2 separate regions of the Homo sapiens genome follow, and region 2 is linked to region 1. The links are chromatin contacts, found by Hi-C in ENCODE. All regions are on one chromosome and are shown on one strand. The core of a region is the stretch at or near the end of the contact, and the rest is flanking DNA. Distances in the headings are between cores, read along the strand shown.

Region 1 (4,549 bases), core at 1,521-4,020:
TGTCATAGGATTATTATAAGGATTAAATGAATTAATGTATAAAGTACTCAGAATAGTGCCTGGTACACAGTGAGCACTGTATAAATATTAGCTAAGATTATTATTATTAATGTGCCTACTGAGGAGGAAAAACACACACTGAGAATTAGGTAAGATGTAAGAGAAGGTCAAGAGGTCCTACGTATCCTGATGCTCTTGTTAGAAGCAGAAAAAGAAAACTGATAATCTCAAAATCTTCTACATAGAACCAAGCAAATGTTAGTCTATAGTAATTTGGTGTTTCTCTTTGATGCCTAAATAGATATTTGAATTAGATCTCACAGTTTATGTTGGCATCTAAAATCTCACTGGCTCTTATCTGAACCCAATCCACTCCTGATTAAGATAATGGTTGGATAGTAATCCATTCCTGATTAGTGTTGAATAGTTAATTTTGAGATAGTGGGCACTTTATATTCCAATTTTTAAAATAGCCTTATTGAGATATCATTTACATACCACAAAATTTCATTATTTGAGTATACCAGCCAATGATTTTAGGGGATTGAGGAGAGTTGTGTAATCAACGCTGCAATTCAATTTCAGAACACTTCCTTTACTCCTATTTGTATCATCTGCCTACTTGCAGTCTGCCTATTTTAAATGAGGAAAACAATCATGCATTGCCAGGCCATCCAAAAACCCCAACTAATTCCCGCAAATATGACTAACATACCCAACTTAACTATTTAACACTACTGTACCAGATAGAAATTACATTTTCCTTCTACAGTGAAGCCAACATGTCCTGTAATGTAAATAAACAATAGAATAATATGTTAACGATATTAAAAATATTATCTAAATTGGACTCAGGCACCTGGCAGAAGCAAATAACAGAAGCAAATAACGGAAGCAAAAACCTTCAGGGAAAGGAAAGAGAAAATAACAATAAAATACACCTTTGGGAGCTTAAGAGGATGGGGATATTCTATCAGGGGAAGACTGAAATAAAACTGTAATAGCCTCTTATGTTTTCCCCAAGAAGTTTTCAGCAGTGCTTACAGGCAGAATTCTTATCCCATGTTTTCAATCCAGAAATTAAAATCTGAGTTAAAAAAAACCCTGCAAGTCATTATGCTAAATATTCAGAAAGTGAGAATACCCACTAGGGATGGCTATAATGAAAAAGACATACTAAGCACTGGCAAAAATGTAGAGAAACTGGAACTCTCAAACATTGCTGGTAAAAATGTAAAATGGAGCAGCTGCTTTAGAAGCAGGTCAATAGTTCCTCAGAAATTAAACACAGCCACCGTATGACCCAGCAATCCCACTCCTAGGTTTATATCCAAGAGAAATGAAAACATACACCCATACAAAAACTTATACATGAATGTTCAAAGCAGCATTATCCATAATACCCCAAAAGTAGAAAAAAAAATGTCCATTAACTGCTGAATGGATAAATGTGGTACATTCATAAAATGGAACATTATTTGGCAAAAAAAGGAATGAAGTCCTGATACATAATACAATATGGGTGAAAACACTATGCTAAGAAGCCAGTCTCAAAAGGTCACATATTGTATGATTCCATTCATATAAAATGTCCAGAATAGGCAAATCCAGAGACATAAAATAGGTTCATAGTTGTCTAGAGTTAGGAGGGTTGAGAGGAAAGGGGAAGTGACTGCTAAGGGTTACAGAGCTGCTTTGCAGGAAGATGAAAGGGTTCTAAAATAATTGTGAGGATAGTTACACAACTCTGTGAACATACTAAAAACTACTGACTTGTACACTTCAATGGGTGTTCTAGAATTCTAGGATACATTAATTCTATCTCAATAAAGCAAACACATTTTGTTTATTTATTTTTTTGAGACACAGTCTCGCTCTTGTCACCCAGGCTAAAGTGCAGTGGCATGATCTCAACTCACTGCAACCTTCCCCTCCTAGGTTCAAGCGATTCTTCTGCCTCCTGAGTAGCTGGGATTACAGGCATGTGCAACCATGCCCGGCTAATTGTAGTTTTAGTACAGCCCGGGGTTTCACCATGTTGGCCAGGCTGGTCTCAAACTCCTGACCTCAAGTGATCTACTCACCTAGACCTCCTAAAGTGCTGGAATTACAGACATGAGCCACCACGCCCAGCCAAGCAAACATATTTTAAAAGCATCATTTTGCCATGTGCTTTTTACTCTTTCACCTCATGTATATTTGAAAAGAACCTTATGTTTTTAATTAATTTACATTTTATTCATCAAAATGTTTTGTTTTTTGAGATGGAGTCTCACTCTGTTGCCCATGCTGGGTGCAGTGGTGCGATCTCGGCTCACTGCCACCTCTCCCTCCCAGGTTCAAGTGATTCTCTTGCCTCATCTTCCTGAGTAGCTGTGATTACAGGTGCATGCCACCATGCCTGGCTAATTTTTGTATTTTTAGTAGAGACGCAGTTTCACCATGTTAGCCAGGCTGGTCTCGAACTCCTGACCTCAAGTGATCCACCCGCCTCGGCCTCCCAAAGTGCTGGGATTACAGGCGTGAACCACCCTTAGTCATCAAAATATTTTCAAAGAACTATTCGATAAATATCAAGTCTTTCAAAAGTTCTTCAAAAGCTTATTTTCCTCCTTTGAATCATAAAGTTCTATTCCACTAAAAAATATGAAATTCCAGCCTGAGCAACATGGCAAAACCCTGTCTCTCAAAAAAATACAAAAATTAGCCACATGTGGTGGCATATGCCTGTAGTCCCAGCTGCTCAGAGGACTGAGGTGGGCGGACTGCTTGAGCCCGGGAGGTCAAGGCTGCAGTGAGTCAAGATCATACCACTGCACTGCAGCCTGGGCAACAGAGAGAAAAGAAACCCTGTCTCAAAAAATAGGAAGAAGAAGAAATGAAATTCAAAATGTAAAATTTCCAGTGCTTGAATCACAGTTTTCAAATTCAGCTTCAGTACTGTCAATTGGCAAAACAACAACAACAAAAACCCCAAACTTTATTATTTTAATCTATTTGGTTCATATTTTGCAAGAGATGGTGGATCTAGAAAACTTTAACCGGGATTTTATGACCTTCCCCTCCCCACCCCGCCAAATCTGAACAAAGAGCTCAAACTACTTTTTTTCCTTCTTTTATTCCATATCATATAGAAGAATGCCACAGTTGCAAAAGAGCAAGCTATCTCTAAAATCCAGGGCCAAGATCAGCAATCCCAGTACTTAAGTCAAAAGAATCAATAAACAGTAAATAGGATTAATTAAATTCATTCTATGTTTCAATTTGTCCAGGTTTTAAACACATTATTCAATCACAGCCATCATAAAATAAGAAATATTATATTAAACGCATTAACTTTAGATTAGAGGATGACAAGTTTAAGGAAGTTGCAGACATCCATTTAGATATCTGTGAAAGGACAATTATTTTAATATTCTTTAATGTACAAGATTTTATTAATATTTCTACAGCACTGTCAAGAAAAAAAGGAGGCCCCAATGAACTGACAAGTAGGCTAACATATAGATTTGTCTTGCCATATTTCTCTATGTAAGTAAATTCAGTTCTGAAAAATAATGCATAAATATACTTTAATGATACAACTTCATTTATCCTCACCTTGTTGACTTTTTCATCTTATGTTCCCAAATCTACTCCTCTGCTGGGTTATTAGCATTTTGCAGTTATAGTTATATATTTTATCAATGTATTAGAGACAGCTAATTGCCTTCCAATATCTGTTCTCCACTTCTTCCCTAACAAAACGCTGTTTATTTCATCACTTTGCCAAACAGTATAAAAGCTCAATTTTCCAGGCTGTCGCCTCAGCTTCCCAAGTAGCTGGAATGTCAGCTAAAGGAGTCAGTGTGACTTAGTCCTGGACAATAAAATGCAAGTAGGGGCTTCTGGGTAGACATATTTTTCTTTATTCTTCTAAGTAAAACCAAAAGCCATGTACATTATGTTTATTATATAAAATGTGTTTGCTTTATTGAGATAGAATTAATGTATCCTAGAATTCTAGAACACCCATTATTCTAACTTTATTAGAAATGCTAAGCATCAGTATTACTGTTGGAATTACGAGAATTTGAAAGATAGCTGCATATAAGGTCAAGAATCAGTAAGTAGAACTACAAAGCAGAAAAAAAATTATTACATTTAATATAACAGTAAATTCTAAGGGACTTAGAAATAAATTTAGCAAGCGAAGAACACATCTGCATGAAGAAAAAAATAATAATCATATCTAAGGGCAAAGAATAAGATCTGAACTAGTGAGCAAAATATCTGTACATTATATTTCAACTAAAACCAAAAGGATTCTGAAAGGTGGAGAGACGACAAACTGGCTAGGGACCTCAGGACCCAGGAGAAAACATGGTAATGATATCCTGAATTTTCTTATTTTTGCTTTCTATATCCCACTCTGGATACTGGTGAAGCCAGCAACCCAGGAACACCAAGTGCAAAGAAACTGCCTCCCCTCTCTGCCCGCCCCTGGAAAAAGACTGCTTTCTCTAGCCAAAGGAACATGAAAGGGGCAGCAAGACAGAAAACTTAAAGG
Region 2 (5,209 bases), core at 540-3,039, 190 kb after region 1:
ATTGCAGCCTTGACCTCCCAGGCTTCAGCAATCCTCCTATCTCAGCTTCCCTGGTAGCTAGGACTATAAGTGCATGCCACTGTGCCTGGCTAATTTTTTTATTTTTTGTAAAGACGGAGTTTCACCATGTTGCATAGGCTGGTCTCTAACTCCTAAACTCAAACCATCTGCCCACCTGGGTCTCCCAAAGTGCTGAGATTACAGGTGTGAGCCACCATGCCTGGAAAGAAACTGAAATTTTGATAGGCTGAGTACCATACCTAATACCTCACAGTTAATAAATGGCAGAACTCAAACTCAAACCTAGGCAGTCCAACTCCAGAAACCATATTCTTTAAAAAGCTACTGTAACATGACTGATATTCCTTTTACTGAAGAAGAATATTTAAGCCTTTTTTAATTGTAAGAGGGGTATGATAATTATGGAACTTTAAGTAAATACAAACCCATCATTTTGGAGAAGATGATACTGAGATTTAGAGGCGGAATGTTCTACTGAAGGTTAAATCATTGCTGCCTATGTACCATACGATGTAAAGTAACATTTTTTTAAAGAGAATGCAATCTTGGCCGAGCGCAGTGGGCCTGTAATCCCAGCACTTTGAGAGGCCGAGGTGGGCGGACCACTTGAGGTCAGGAGTTCAAGACCAGCCTGGCCAATATGGTGAAACCCCGTCTCTACTAAAAATACAAAAATTAGGCCAGGCACGGTGGCTCACACCTGTAATCCCAGCACTTTGGAAGGTCAAGGCGGGTGGATCACCTGAGGTCAGGAGTTCAAGACCAGCCTGGCCAACATGGAGAAACCCCGTCTCTACTAAAAATACAAAAAAAAAATTAGCCAGGTGTGGTGGCACATGCCTGTAATCCCGGCTACTTGGGAGGCTGAGGCAGGAGAATCACTTGAACCTGGGAGGCGGAGGTTGCAGTGAGCCAAGATCATGCCATTGCACTCCAGCCTGGGCAACAAGAGTGAAACTCCGTCTCAAAAAAAAAAATTAGCCAGGCATGGTGGTGGGCGCCTGTAATCCCAGCTATTCGGGAGGCTGAGACAGGAAAATCACTTGAAACCAGGAGGTAGAGGCTTCAGTGAGCCAAGATCACACCACTGCACTCCAGCCTGGGGGACAGAGCAAGACTCTGTCTCAAAAATAAAAATAAAAATAAAAAAAAGAAAATACAATCTTCACAACTTAATAACTTATGTTATTCTTTCTAAAAATTAATTTCCTAAACCATGTAGTTTAATGTGATTTAATGTAGTTAAATACTAGCATTAAAACTTGTTTCTTGAAGGGCGCAGTGGCTCACACCTGTAATCCCAGCATTTTGGGAGGCTGAGGAGGGCAGATCGCCTGAAGTCAGGAGTTCGAGACCAGCCTGGCTAACATGGCGAAAACCCATCTTTAGTTAAAATACAAAAATTAGCTGGGTTTGGTGGTGCATGCCTGTAATCCCAGCTGCTCGGGAGGCTGAGGCACAAGAATTGCTTGAGCCCGGGAGATGGAGGTTGTAGTGAGCCGATATCGCACCACTGCACTCCAGCCTGGGCTACAGAGACTCTGTCAAAAAAAAAAGAAAAGAAAAGAAAAGCAGAAACTTGTTTCTTGATGAAGTTTGTTTTCCTGGGATCACACACAGATCTCCCACGGTGGTCCTTCTTGTTCTTTCTCCTTCTGCAAAGACCCTGGAAACCGCTTGTTGAAGATGGCGGGGCCACAGAATGAAAGGAGCCTTGGTCCCTGAGTCACGGCTTGGAGGAAAGCTTTATGGCGTTTAGGAACACTATTGTTTGTTGGTCCTGAAGAGGAAGTACTTCACAGAGCAAGCCTGCCACCATGTGGCGCGGGCCCAAACCTAGCATCAGTTAAAGGTTCATTCTCATTTACTTGGTTGCCTCTGGTTCACTTACTAACCAATCTAGATTTAATGCTGTCTAATAAGAAATTAATACCCAGGTGTATTCTATAGGTTTAAGTAGTTTTTAATTTCAAGATACATTTCTTCAATTCTGAAATTATTGCAATATTTCCAAACTGGCTACAGGAGTGACCACAACATTTATAATATGATCCAGGCACATTCACAAGAGGACTACTTCAGTGCATCACAAACATGGAAACAAACTCAGCAATTTGTAGGATTTATCTCAGTTCACTCAAAAGTTGGTCAATGAGCCAGATTAGAAGGCAGAATTCCGGCCAGGTGTGGTGGGTCATGCCTGTAATCACAGTGCTTTGGGAAGCTGAGGTGGGAGGATTGCTTGAGCCCAGGAATTTGAGACCAGCCTGGGCAACAGGGTGAGACCTTGTCGCTATAAAAAATAAAAAAATAAGAGGCAGAATTCCTTGGAATGGAAACAGGTAGTGTGAAGGACTGCCAAAAATGGATGAAAAACCCTCATGGAAGGAGAGTCAGAACTTAACAGTTTCCTAGAGTTTTAACACCGTATAAGCTCACTATGTTCTAGCATGCCAGGCTGACGTTTCCCAGAACTCTCTCTACATTTATCAAGACAGGAATGACATCGGAAGTTGTTTGCAAGACTATAGGTCTAGCAGGTGGCTAAGAGGAAGTCTGGTATTGCTGCTGCGTCTATTTTTATGTATTTATTCATTTATTTTTTAAGACGAAGTCTCACTCTGTTGCCCAGCCAGGAGTGCAGTGGTGCAATCTCAGCTCACTGCAACCTCCACCTCCTGGGTTCAAGCAATTCTCCCACCTCAGCCTCCTGACCACCTCCCAGGTTCAAGCAATTCTCCTGCCTCACCCTCCCGAGTAGCTGAGATTACAGGTGCGTGCCACCACACCTGGCTAATTTTGTATTTTTAATAGAGGGGTTTTACCATGTTGGCCAGGTTGGTGTCGAACTCTTGGCCTCAAGAGATCTGCCCACCTCAGCCTCCCAAAGAGCTGGGATTACAGGCATAAGCCACTGTGCCTGGCCTTGGTATAGCTGCTGCTTCTAACACTTGCTTCTAATGATTGGTGGGTGGAGGCAGCAGTACTCACATTCTGATACAGTTATTAAATGTTCCTTTTTTTCTTTGGTCCTATTACTACTTCTTTCTTTTTCTACCACTGCAAACTCTGAAATATCTATTACACATAAAATGTCAACTATAACTCACCTGATTTCACTGTAGAAAGCAATTAAAAGGGAAAAATTGTATTTACTTGAGGGTGAAAAAAAAAACCCACATCATCCTTTTCTTTATGTTCCTTTTTTACACTGATATATAAACTTGTTATTTCCACCTAACTAAATTGATTCATTTAATCCAGTGACTGTGGTTAAATTGAAAAAAGGTTTGAAAAGAGGGGGTGTCTATGGAAACCCAAACTTCTTCACACTCCAGCTTTTTCACTACCTTCTCACCTCCCCAGCTTCCACATTTTCGCAAGCATGGGTATATATGTCCCAAGGCTGTGGTTCCCAGGGGCCAAAAGTATATGAATAAGCCTATATTATGTAAACCTTTCATCTTTTAGGACATGCTGTGCCTTCCATTTAGAGCATTTATCATCTCCATTCTGATCACCATGTAACCAGATATGATGGGCCCAGTGATAGCTTCCCTAGAAGCCTCATCACTCCTTGTTCTAGAAAGGTCAGGTGCAGATGGCCTGACTCAGCCCAGCTCTAGAGACTGGGACACATCTCTGGTTCTTGTTCATTCTTCTCTTTGGCCTATGTGTTACAAATCAGCCTTCCTTATCATTGAAGTAGTATGTATGGGCTTAGGAAAGAGATCACTTCCTTTTTCTTAAAGAGCTCACCATATGGTCTAATCTAAACTAGCTCAGCAGGATTCTATAGTGGGATCTGAGGTTTTAGTGAAATTAAATGTGCTATTTAGATGAATATTGTCTAGATTCCCTATTTAAAGGAAAAATGGTTCCTTTCCATATAAAATAAATGTATTGTTTCTGTAAGAAATTTCTTACATTCTTTTCTCTAATCATCTCTTTGCAATATGTGATGGATATTGCTTTTTTTTTTTTAAGAGGCAAGGTCTTGCTCGCATGATCATAGCTCATGGTGGCCTCTACCTCCTGGGTTCAAGTGATCCTCCCACCTCAGCCTAGCTGAGACTACAGCCTACCTGGGACTACAGGTGTGTGCCACCATGCCTGACTAAAAAAAAAATTGTTTTTGTAGAGACAGGATCTCACTATGTTGCCCAGGCTGGTCTCAAACTCCTGGCTTCAAGCAATTCTCCTGTCTTGGCTTCCCAGAGTGCTGGGATTACAGGTGTGAGTCACTGTGCCTGGCCAAGTTATTGCTAAATATTAACTGAATTACAATTGATAAAAAATAATATCCCACTTATGTTCTAAAATATTCCAGACTAAAATATAACATCCTTAAATATTATTTGCTATTGTATACTAACCTTTACCTATGTAGCCAGATTTCACAAATCTTACAATATAAATTTTCCCCAAGTCTTCTCCATGAATTATATTCCTTTGTATATGAGGAAAAACAAATGGCAACTGCTGTTTCTTTGTATGTGCTCATAATTGAATTTAAGGGGTCCTCAAACTTATAAAGGATATCTGTCAAGAACCTAGAGAAAATATTACATTTAATGGTAAAACATTAGAAACATCACCACTGAAGTGATGTATGGATTTTTACAAAATATGGTCACAAATTCTTTGGCACCCCACCCATTGAGAGGTGGCATCTTTGTACCCTCCCTTTGAATTCGGATAGACTTAACGATTTGCTTGCAAACAATAAAATGCAGAATAAGTGGTACACACTGAGAAGTGTGGCTTCTCAGGCTAGGTCAGAAAAGGTGACACAGATTCCTACTTGTTCACTGGAATACTTGGTCTCAGATCCCTGAGCCTCCACATAAGTGGTCTGACTACCCTGAGAATGCCATGTTGGAAAGAGGCCAACTAACATGTAGAGGCCATCTGTAAGCACTCCAGTTGCTAGTCTCACTGAGCCCCCAGCTGACAGCAGCATCAACTGTCAGCCATGTGAGTGAGCCATTCTGGACATCCAGCCTAGGTGAACCGTCAGGTGACTTCATCCCCAGCTGACATCTGACTGCAGCTGCTTGAGATACCCTAAGTGAGAACAATGTGATCTAGCCCTTCTTGAAATCCTGACCCTCAAAATCATAAGCAAAACAAAATAATTGTTTTAAGCCACTAAATTTTGAGGTAATTTGCTTCACAGCAATAGTAA

What was found. Hi-C counts contacts between places; a loop is a spot of excess contacts on that map. Pooled maps may share reads with other maps.
Region 2: a loop to region 1 is called in a map of OCI-LY7, with 11 times the contacts of the local background. The contact joins two enhancer-like sites. A Hi-C loop is called at or near these places in 23 of 168 maps with a recorded cell type or tissue (B cell, CD4-positive, alpha-beta T cell, CD4-positive, alpha-beta memory T cell and 13 more), 37 of 37 single-sample maps with no recorded cell type and 19 of 50 pooled maps.

Annotation. Positions count from the first base shown.
Region 1 is chr13:49,416,726-49,421,274 of GRCh38, forward strand. All of the region lies in intron 3 of CAB39L (calcium binding protein 39 like), which reads right to left. Among named protein-coding and RNA genes, the nearest start is that of CAB39L, 25 kb to the right of the region's middle. Within about 2 kb of position 2,771, at least 2 of the 41 ENCODE cell types and tissues checked have a DNase peak (open chromatin) inside an H3K27ac peak, as active enhancers do; they include OCI-LY7, where a contact is called at or near this core.
Region 2 is chr13:49,605,407-49,610,615 of GRCh38, forward strand. No RefSeq gene overlaps it. Among named protein-coding and RNA genes, the nearest start is that of ARL11, 20 kb to the right of the region's middle. RefSeq lists an enhancer at 1,480-1,699. Within about 2 kb of position 1,790, at least 4 of the 41 ENCODE cell types and tissues checked have a DNase peak (open chromatin) inside an H3K27ac peak, as active enhancers do; they include OCI-LY7, where a contact is called at or near this core.